2 separate regions of the Homo sapiens genome follow, and region 1 is linked to region 2. A link is a loop called in an ENCODE intact Hi-C map of the cell type or tissue named here. Cell type or tissue: IMR-90. All regions are shown on one strand. Links, peaks and the distances in the headings refer to the core of each region. The heading gives the core; the rest is flanking DNA.

What was found. Hi-C counts contacts between places; a loop is a spot of excess contacts. Peaks named below come from ENCODE experiments on the same cell type or tissue, not always from the same donor. Only the 100,000 strongest peaks of a DNase experiment are listed, where the experiment ranks them.
Region 1: it touches region 2 in a loop (4-fold over the local background); 9 of 110 quality-filtered maps call a loop at or near these places.

The regions. Positions count from the first base shown.
Region 1 is chr10:17,596,113-17,601,496 of GRCh38, reverse strand. It overlaps HACD1 (3-hydroxyacyl-CoA dehydratase 1), which reads left to right. Exons shown (of 7, transcript NM_014241.4): 5 at 2,086-2,207. Among named protein-coding and RNA genes, the nearest start is that of HACD1, 19 kb to the left of the region's middle. In IMR-90, for the core only: a CTCF peak has its summit at 2,204; no DNase peak of the experiment used is centred there.
Region 2 is chr10:17,427,810-17,433,193 of GRCh38, reverse strand. The region is part of intron 2 of ST8SIA6 (ST8 alpha-N-acetyl-neuraminide alpha-2,8-sialyltransferase 6); the gene reads left to right. Among named protein-coding and RNA genes, the nearest start is that of ST8SIA6, 24 kb to the left of the region's middle. In IMR-90, for the core only: a CTCF peak has its summit at 2,276 (motif pointing right); DNase peaks (open chromatin) are centred at 963 and 2,273; H3K27me3 peaks cover 588 bases.

The DNA.
Region 1 (5,384 bases), core at 151-5,150, 170 kb before region 2:
CTCCAGAGGATCTCTGCCTTAATATTCCTATTTATTTTTTGCTGACGATAGTTTCCCACTGGTACCTATTCAGCACTCGTTAATTAATTCAACCAATATTATTGAATGCGTTCTCTACACCTGGTGCTGTGCAAATTTCTGGATTTACAGAAATGAATAAGGTGGGCGGGTGGGGTGGCTCACGCCTATAATCCCAGCACTTTGGGAGGCTGAGGCAGGTGGATCACTTGAGGTCAGGAGTTCGAGACCAGCCTGGCCAACATGGTGAAACCCTGTCTCTACTAAAAATTCAAAAATTAGCCAGGTGTGGTGGTGCGCACCTGTAGTCCCAGCTACTCGGGAGGCTGAGGCAGAAGAATCACTTGAACCCAAGAGGCAGAGGTTGCAGTGAGCTGAGATCGCATCACTGCACTCCAGCCTGGGTGACAGAGCGAGATTCTGTCTCAAAAAAAAAAAAAAAGAACAAGGCAATCCCAGCTGTCCAGTGTACTGGCTGTTGGGAAGTGGGGTACACTTAACGTTAAATCACGCACAATGCTAATCATGCACCTCATCTGTGCCCGGCAGTGTGCTGGGATATGGCTGTTGATAAAACAAACATGGTTCTCGCCTGGTGGAGCCTATACTTGGGAGAGAAGCTAAACAAATATTTAATCATATACGTGTTAAGTGCTTTGAAGCAAGAGCTCGGTATGCGTTGCAGTATACCTAAGGACTTAGTCTGACGTAGGGAGTGCAAGAAGGCTTCCCTTAAGGAGGGATACAGATGTTGAATGCTGACATGTACAAGAGTTAGCCAGACAACTCTTAGTACAGATTGGCAAATGCCACAACACAGATATGAACAAAGTACAGTAGAAGAAGGGTGCTGGGCTGGGCATGGTGGCTCATGCCTGTAATCCTAGCACTTTGGGAGGCTGAGGCAAGCAGATTACATGAGATCAGGAATTCGAGACCAGCCTGGCCAACACGGTGAAACCCCGTCTCTACTAAAAATACAAAAATTAGCAGGGCATGTAATCCCAGCTACTCCGGAGGCTGAGGCATGAGACTCATTTGAACCTAGGACGTGGAGGTTGCAGTGAGCCGAGATCATGCCACTGCACTCCAGCCCGGGTGACACAGCAAGACTCCGTCTCACATAAATAAATAAATAAGCTAAATAAATAAATAAATAAAGGTGGTGAGCAAATAACTGCTCAGGGTGAGAGGAGAGGGTTGGAGTCAGTTTTCTAGAGGGCGAGATGTTTTAGCTGAATCTTGAAAGATAGGAAAAGATTTTTTATGGAATAAGAGAGTAACATTCCAGTGAGAGTGAATAGCATGTGTTAAATTGCACAAGTTCAGAGCATATTCTGGAAATAACAACATCTAGTGTCACCAGAGAGAGAAGTAGGTAGAAGGGTTGAATAATTGTAGATGAAGTTGGAGAGATTTCCGAGCAAGGATTGCAAAGAACCTTGAATATGGTGCCCAGGTATTAGGGCTCATCCTTTTATTCTGTTAAGAAGTGTGGGACCAGTGAAACTTTTAAATCACAGGACTTAGCTGATTCCAATTTGTTTTTTATGTATTTGCTTCTTTGACTTCTTTTTAAAAGACAACTTGCATTCATGAGGACAATAAAGGGAGGAAAGACTATTTAGGAAACAGTTACAGTAGTCAAGATGAGAGATGATAAACCCCTGAATTAAAATAGTAGTAAAAGGGCCAAAGATGAGTGAGCAATTCAAGCGTTGGTCCTACAGTAGAACAGGTGTGATTCAATGATTACTAGAAGTAGGAGGGTCAGATTTTGGTTTCAGCAAGGTAACATTGTCCTCTGATGATAGCGTTATTTCCTGAAGTGAAGGACGAGGGAAGAAAAACGAGTCTATGCTCAACTATTCCTGTGCATAAGATACGTTTAAGTTCCACGTTTATAATTAATTATGTTAATGGTGACTGCATTAAGTTTTCTATATTGCATTTGCCTAACCCTAACATTCCATTATAAATAAAAGGCAATAAATAAGTAAAGTAAGTACCTTCACTGAAAAGTAAGTTCTAGGTTGAATGACACTGGGTTTCTCTGTAATTCTGCAGATCCAGAATGAAGAGAGTGTGGTGCTTTTTCTGGTCGCGTGGACTGTGACAGAGATCACTCGCTATTCCTTCTACACATTCAGCCTTCTTGACCACTTGCCATACTTCATTAAATGGGCCAGGTGGCGATATCTTGCAGTTTAGTTTCTCCTTGTCCTGTGCATGCTTATTTTGTGTGCTAACGCCAGAGAATTAAAATTCGTGTTTCAGCCCCACGATGCCAGAATGCTGTTATAGGAGGTATAACTGGTATAACTAATAATTATACAAGTTATGATTTGTATTCTAAAAGCTTAATGATGAGAGAGGAATCGTATTAATAAATATTTTGAGTGAAATCAATGTGAGACAAATTGTGGTATCCTTAACCTCAGAATTAGTCATTCATTTTTTTTTGGAAAGCACAATATACATTTTTGGAATTAGCTTACATAAGCAGTACCAAAAATATGTTTTTTTTTTGTCTGTGATGTAAATTATTTTAATAGTCAATCTAGCAGCCACAATTTATACCATTTACACAATGCGATTGGTTTTTTTCTTTGCTTTAAGTTGCAGAGACATTTTTAAAAGTCACACTTACTTAAAATTGTATTATTTGGAATGTGGATAAAATTTATATTTGAAGGGCTCCAAATATATCCTAAAGCAACAGTTTTTAAAGGAAAAGATATCTGTTCTTCTTGAAGTTTGAATTCTTTGAGCAATTGACGTTTTAGAAAGTTATTATAAAAGCAAAACTGCTCTTTGGAGAACAAGTCACAAATCAGTATAGACTTGTTCATTTTATTCTTTGTATTGTACTTTATGGTAGCAATAACAATGACAAATGGTGTGTGCCTACTGCATGCCTGAGATGTAGGTATGAACAAAACAAATTCTCTGTCTTATGATGAAGACAAAACATAAACTAATAATATGTGATATGTCAGGTGGTGATAAATGCTGGGATTATAGGTGTGAGCCACCATGCCTGGTCAATTACTATTTTTTAATCCCAAGTATTATACATGTTCAAATATAATAAATGAGAATATATAAACCAAAAAGAAGGAAAACCACTTTTAAATTACTTATAATCTCTCTAACCAAGGATAACCACTGTTAATTGTGTTTTATGGGTTTTTTTCTCTTTTTTTTTTTTTTTTTTTTGAGACAGGGTCTCATTCTGTCACCCAGGCTGGAGGATAGTGGCACGATCTCGGCTCACTTCAATATCCACCACCTGGGCTCAAGCGATTCTCCTGCCTCAGCCTCCCAAGTAGCTGGGAGTACAGGTGCAGGCCACCACACCTGGCTAATTTTTGTATTTTTTGTAGAGATGGGGTTTTACCATGTTGCCCAGGCTGGTCTCGAACACCTGAGCTCAAGTGATCCACCCACCTCGGCCTCCCTAAGTGCTAGGATTACAGGTGTGAGCCACTGCGCCTGGCCATGTTATATACTCTTTGTGACTTTTTAATATTCTCTAGCTCTTTTTTAGACACTTGCGGCTTACCACTTTGTATATGATGAGATACTTTGAAATTATAATTTGAGCTTAAGTGTCTTGTCTGTCATAAGAAGGTTGTACTACCATTTATATGGATTTGGTTGGTTTTAATCTTACTGTACATGAAAATGTGTTTACCTTTAGTGACTGAGCTTTTTAAAGGTTGGCAGTTTTGAATGTAGCTGGACTCTAATCCTAGAACACATCAATATCATTTCGCATGACAATGTTCTGGACCTCTGGCACCTTTGAAAATACTAACTTACCATATAGTCTCTTTTCATGTGCTGAATTTACAAAATTTGTCTGAAGAGGATAGCAGAATGTACATTGCATATTTTCCTGAGGTTGGCACATTAGACTTGATGGCTTTGTGTGTCTGTCTTTTGGAATGCATTTGCATGTCTTGAGTGTCTGGAAAAGATAAAAACTCTGCCATCGTATGTTTAAATTTGCTGTTTAGAAAGTGTTTATCCATTGCAGGCTGGGCGTGGTGGCTCATGCCTGTAATCCCAACACTTTGGGAGGCCAAGGTGGGCGGATCACTTGAGGTCAGGAGTTCCAGATCAGCCTGGCCAACATGGTGAAACCCCATCTCTACTAAAAAATTAAAAAATTAGCCACATGTGCCTGTAATCCCAGCTACTTGGGAGGCCGAGGCAGGAGAATTGCTTGAACTAGGAGGTGGAGGTTGCAGTGATCTGAGATCACACCACTGCACTCCAGCTTGGTGACACAGCGTGACTCTGTCTCAAAAGAAGAAAGTGTTTATCCATTGCCTTAATGTTAAACAAGTTATACAGTCTTTCAGCTTTGAAATCATATGTTACATAATACTTTGTCAGTTGATCATAATCATAAATAATTATGTTTCATGTCAAAAAGATCTTAAAAATCCCAGCCATCTAAATATGTTTCCCAACTCCATTAAGTAAGGTAAAATAATATTTGTATTTATGTTCAGATGTTGAAGCTGTCATTCTCGAATAAAACTACACTTTAGAAATGGCTTCTTAGTTATAAGTAGTTTGGCCTATTGTTACAGTTTGAATATACTTTGATTCTATTTATGTGTCATAAGTGTTCTTGGAAAAGTCCTCAGAATAGGTAATTGTATATATTAAGTTAGGTTTTTCATATTGATTTAAAATGCACTCCCTTCAAAAAAATTTTAGATAGTAATTGGGAACCTTCAAAGAAGCATTGTATCTTTTTTTTTAATGTGGTCTATCCATAGTTAAATCTCCCATACTGCCCTCAGAACTTAGAGAAGTAGTAACATGCAATCTTTTTGAAGTGCAAGTAAAGTCAAATTATATAATTTGTTCCCATTTCATTAGAAATTTTCATTGCCCTTAAGACTTTCAACTAGCTTATTGTAGGAGTGTTAATTTTTTCTTCTATTGAAGAACAATCCTGCCAAAAAAAAAAAAAATCTTTTGAAAACCACATAAAGTAAAAATTGCAACTTAATCAGTTTGGGTATTTTACTGAGACAGGTATATAAAATGTCCAGTTATGGGATTTAATAAATTGAGGAATAGGGAAAGATTGATTTAAATGATACACAAATAACTACCCAAAACTGGTAAGAAAGCAGGGAGTTTCTCCAAGGCCAAGAAGGGATTAACAGGTACAGTGAAGGAATCATTCTTCTTTCTTGAATAGCTCATCTATTTTGGCAAATAATTCTGCCCTTCTCCCCATCTCTTATCTTCGCATATCCTTGACATACAGGAATAATGCAATTTTTAATTTGTCTCCAAGCTTCTTCAATACTGACAACTTTGACTTTTCTTTATAGATA
Region 2 (5,384 bases), core at 283-5,282:
TTCCCCCAGATTTAAAATGTTCCTGAGTCATATAAAGAAGCCAGAGAAGTTGGGATGTGACCTGTCATTGGTCTGTTAATAGAGAAACTTCAGCCAAATTAAATTTAAAGGAGTTTAATTGAGCAACAAACGATTCATGAATTGGGCAGCTCCCAGAATCACGGCAGATTCAGAGAGACTCCAGGGATGCCTCATTGTCAGAGTGAATTTATAGACAAATAAATAAATAAATAAATAAGGAAGTGACACATAGAAATTGGCAGTGAGGTACAGAAACAGCTGGGTTGGTTACAGGTTGGCGTTTGTCTTATTTGAACACAGTTTGAACACTTAGCAGTCTATGAGTCGTTGAAGTATGGCCGCTGGGATTGGCCAAAACTCAGCTATTGTTATAGGCACATACTTCTAAGTTAGCTTTTCAATCTTGTCTGACTATTAAGCTAGGTTACAGTTCGTCCACAAGGACCCAAATATAGAAGTACGGAGTCCTCAGGCCATATTTAGTTTGCTTTAACAGGTCTCACTCATCTGTTTCCTTGAGCCATTAAGCAGGATCTAAATCAGACACCAATTTGGTGTCAACTCTTTGAAAAGCTGAAAAGTGTGTTTATCATTGTCTGTGAACTCATATGCAACTGCATTTGTTGGCTATATTTTTTCCTGCTAGCATGTTTTTAGCATAAAGGTCATAAACTGGCAATAATAATGTATCATAAACGCAGGTAGTCTCTTGAAATTCACATTCGTACGCATTACATCACGGCAAATGCGTGGGGTGGAAAAGGACCTTCTCCTCCTGTCTGCCCGGATTGTTGTAATTGCCTCAGAACTAGTGTCCCCTTCCAGAATCTATTCTCAAAACAGCACACTAAGTGGTCCTTTTAAATACAAACTCCATCCTGTCCTCTCCTCCAGTGACTCCTCAGTTCACTCAGTGAAAGCTGAAGTCCTTTCCGAGGCTGGTGAGTCATTAAAAAATCTGGTCCCCACTGCTTCTCTGACTTCATCTCTTTCAATTCTACTTGCTCACTGTGTTCCAGCTGCATGGAACTTCCAGTTATTTCTAGAACATAGTATGCTCTGGCGCCTTGTCTCCAACAGTGTTCTCTTCCTGGACTAAGGGTCTTTCATGAGCATCCCCCAGATACCCACCTAGTCTACTTCTTGCTTCCGGTTTTCGGCTTCCGGCTTCCGGCTGTCTCTCCCTTCAGCCTCCACTCCTATCCCTACTTTCCGCTTCCTCTTTCTTTGCCCTATTTTTTCCTGTACCACTTTTCACCATATGACACCACATATATTTCACAGTACTTGTTCTTATCTATCTCCTCCTACTAGGCAGCGAGCTCCATGTGGACAGAGATGTTTGTCTGTTTCATTTACTGTTGTGCCTGGAATAATAATGGCATATAGTAGAAACTGACTATTTGTTGGGCAAATTCCTTTTTTTTTTTTTTTTTCCAAACGAAGACCATGAGGCACAGAGAAATTGCAGTGATTTGCCTAAGGTCACACAGTTAGTAAGTATACAACTTGGGACTTGAACCCAGGACGCCTTCCCGCAGGGTTGTTTTTAGGACAGAGAGGATCTCACGCTGGCTTTCTGAATTCTTTCCTTGTTTTTCCAGCGGGCTCTGCGTTGTTGTTCTAACAGTTTATGCTTTTTCTACCATAGCCCAGGCGGGCTATATTTTTCAGAAATCCAAATAAATCTATATTACAGTCACACCCTTTCCCCCCCCTTAAAACGAAACTTTTATTCACTAAAATAACTGCTTTCAAATTGGTATATCATTATTCCGGTCACACTTTGAAATGATGTGCTTAAAATACTTTTAAAACAGCACTGTGAAGAAATTTCTTTTATATAAATGTTACAAATGTGGTTCAAAAGACCTGCCCTGACTTTCTTTCCCTTACCCTCCATCTCGGGGTGGGAGCTACCTGATCCTCAGGTGACTTCCAGCCATCCTCAGCGGCTAGTTCTCATCCTCATGTCGGCCAAAGGTGGCAGCCCTTGGGGCAGTCTGCATCACAGTTGAGAAGAGAAAAAAGGACGAGAGCAAAGGGCTTCTTCCTAATGAGGCTTTGCCTTTGTAGTTGAAAAGGAAATCCCTACTCAAAGATTTCTGCCTAAATCTTTTTAGCCATAAGTGTCACATGCTCAGCCTTGGCTTCTGGAAGTCTAGAAATATAAATGTCTCGCTTGGTGCCTGTGTATTGAAGGCAGGGAAAGGAAAGGGGTTTGGGAATGGCTTTGGGCCACTGTCTGCCACAAGAGGGAGCCCCAGATCACACTGAGCAAGTCTTTCACGTAACCTTAATAAGAACATAAAAGGAATAATCAGCAGAGCAAATAGACAACCCACAGAATGGGAGAAAATATTTGCAAACTATGCATCTGTCAAAGGGCTAGAATCCAGAATCTACGAGGAACTCAAACAAATCAGCAAGAGAAAAATAATCCCATCAAAAAGTGAGCAAAGGACATGAATAGACAGTTCTCAAAAGAAGATATACAAATGGCCAACAAACATAGGAAAAAATGCTTGACACCACTAATCATCAGGGAAATGCAAATTAAAACCACAGTGAGATACCACCTTACTCTGGCAAAAAAAATGGACATTATTAAAAAGTCAAAAACAACAGATGTTGGCGAGGATGGGGAAAAGGGAACACTTAGACACTGCTGGTGGGAATGCAAATTAGTACAGCTTTTATGGAAAACAGCGTGAAGATTCCACTAAAAGTGGATCTACCATTCAATCCAGCAATCCCACTATCAGGTATCTAGCCAAAGGAAAAGAAATCTATATGAAAAATACACATGCACACACGTTTATAGTAGCACAATTCACAATTGCAAAGATGTGGAACTGACGTAAGTGCCCATCCAATGAGTTGATAAAGAAGATGTGGTGTATATACACCATGGAATACTACCCAGCCATAAGAAGAAACAAAATAATGTCTTTTGCAGCAACCTGGATGGAGCTGGCGGCCATTATTCTTAATGAAGTAACACAGGAGTAGAAAATCAAAAACTGTATATCCTCACTTATAAATGGGAGCTAAGCTATGAGTATGCAGAGGCATACAGGGTGCATATAATGGTCTTTAGAGACTCAGAAAGGGGAAGATGGGAGGAGGGCTAGGGATCAAAAAACTACACATAGGTACAATGTACACTGCTCCGGCGATGGGTGCACTAAAATCTCAGAATTCACCACTGTACAATTCATCCATGTAACAAAAAAACACTTGTACCCCAAAAACTATTGAAATAAAAAAATTTTAACAAAGAATATAAATATTTGGAAGAGAAGAGATGCTATAGAAGAAGGTACCAGATGCTAAATGAAGCTCCAAATGGTAAAACGTGAAGTACAAATAGAAGTTGAAAAAGTAAGGCCAGGCATTGTGGCTCACGCCTGTAATCCTGACACTCTGGGAGGCTGAGGCGGTCAGATCGCTTGAGCCTAGGAGTTCAAGACCAGCCTGGGCAACATAGTGAGACCCCATCTCTACACAAGATACAAAAATTAGCTGAGCACGGTGGCATGCACCTGTAGTCCCAGGTATTCTCAGGAGGGTGAGGTGACAGGATCACCTGAGCCCGGGAGGTGGGAGTTGAAGATTTCATGGGCACACAGGGAGAAACACACAGGGAGAAAGTGAAAGGGAGGAGAGGCAGTTGGAAGGGCTTCCCGAGAAAAGCAGCCGCTGAGCTGTGTCTCCGGGGACGAGCTAAGCAACCATCCAGGTGGAGGAAGAGGCGGCCAAGCAGAAGGAACAGCAAGTAAAAGAAAAGCTGAATTCATGCCACTGCACTCCAGCCTGGGCAACAGAGTGACACCCTGCCTCGAAAACAGAAAAGAAAAATAGAAATAAAAGGTAGAAAAAGTACTGAGGAGTATGTGGGGGTGCTGGTGGTGGGGTTAGTCGTGGTGATGATCTATTATATCCCTAAAGTGAAAAACTGGCAGTATAAATGAATAAGCGATCATAAATTGTAAGGGTAATTGATGTAGTCCAAAATATGAAACCAAGTTTTAAAGAGATATATCTACTAATACTAGATATAAACCAACAGGAGGAGGGGGCACTACAGAACGAAACACAAGATGTTAAATGAAGCCCCAGATCCCGCTTACTGTATGTGCTACTAATATCATCATGAATCCCCACACACAACAGGAAGGGGGTGTGGCGGTGCAGCTCAGGCCACAAAAGCCACATAACATGTTGACAGCGTTCAACCCCCATTCATATCTCAGGTTATCATGGACTGACTTCTGCCCCACCTACTGTTCTCCCAGCAGGCTTTCTGCCGAGATGGTCGGCAACATAGCCAACAGGCATCTATCCTTGTATTACTTGCTTCCTCGAATTTGACCATGCCTTCCGCATCACACGATGCCAGCTCTGTGGCTGTCCTCTGCTTCTTGGCACTGCTCTTCACCTTCCTGTCCCCTTTTCTATCAATTCAGACACATTCTTCTGTCTGGCCTCTGCGCCCTTTTACTTGCTGTTCCTTCTGCTTGGCCGCCTCCTCTTCTACCTAGCCGGCTGCTTAGCTCCTCCCTGGAGACACAGCTCAGCGGCTGCTTTCCTCGGGAAGCCCTTCCAACGGCCTCTCCTCTCTGTAACTTTCTCCCTGTGTGTTTCTCCACATAGGTCAGTATGACGCCAGTGTCGACTGACTTTATTTGCCCACTTCTAGGGTAGATTGAGAACAATGCAACAGCAGGGACTACCCATCATTTTTGTATCTCCAGCATTTATGGAGGGTCATATATCAAATAAAAATAAGCATTTGCTACATCAGTGAATGAATGAAAGTATTAGGGTTTGTAATGTGCTCTACAGACAGGAAGCCATCAGCAAGACAACTAAGGAGGGCCAGAGTGTGGGGAGGGGAGGGGAAGGGCCGATGGCGGCTGCACCAGGACACACCCAGCTGGGTGCTTGGCACATATTATCTGCTTATCATCAAAGCAACCTATGGAATACATGTTCCAGGTTTTATGCGATAGCATTTAAAGAAATGGGCATTGAGGGAGATTTGGTCACTCACTTTAGTGAGGAAATCTGCTAGAGATAAGACTAAAAGTTAACAGGGCTTAAAATGAAGTCAAAACAATGTCTCAAAATGCTCTGACAATAAACACGATGATCTTGTTTCTTTTTCTTCATACAAATAGAAGGACTCTTGTGTACTTCTTGCCTACTCAAACTCAGAGGCAAAAAGAGAAAGTGCTAGTCAGGGCTGTCCTCTTTTCATCAGCAAGTGTGTTTCCATGAATCCAAGATACCTGGCCATTTCTGATAGGCCATTGCTCCTGCTCCTTCAGGAATAAAGGACGAAGTGCAAGGCATCGCCT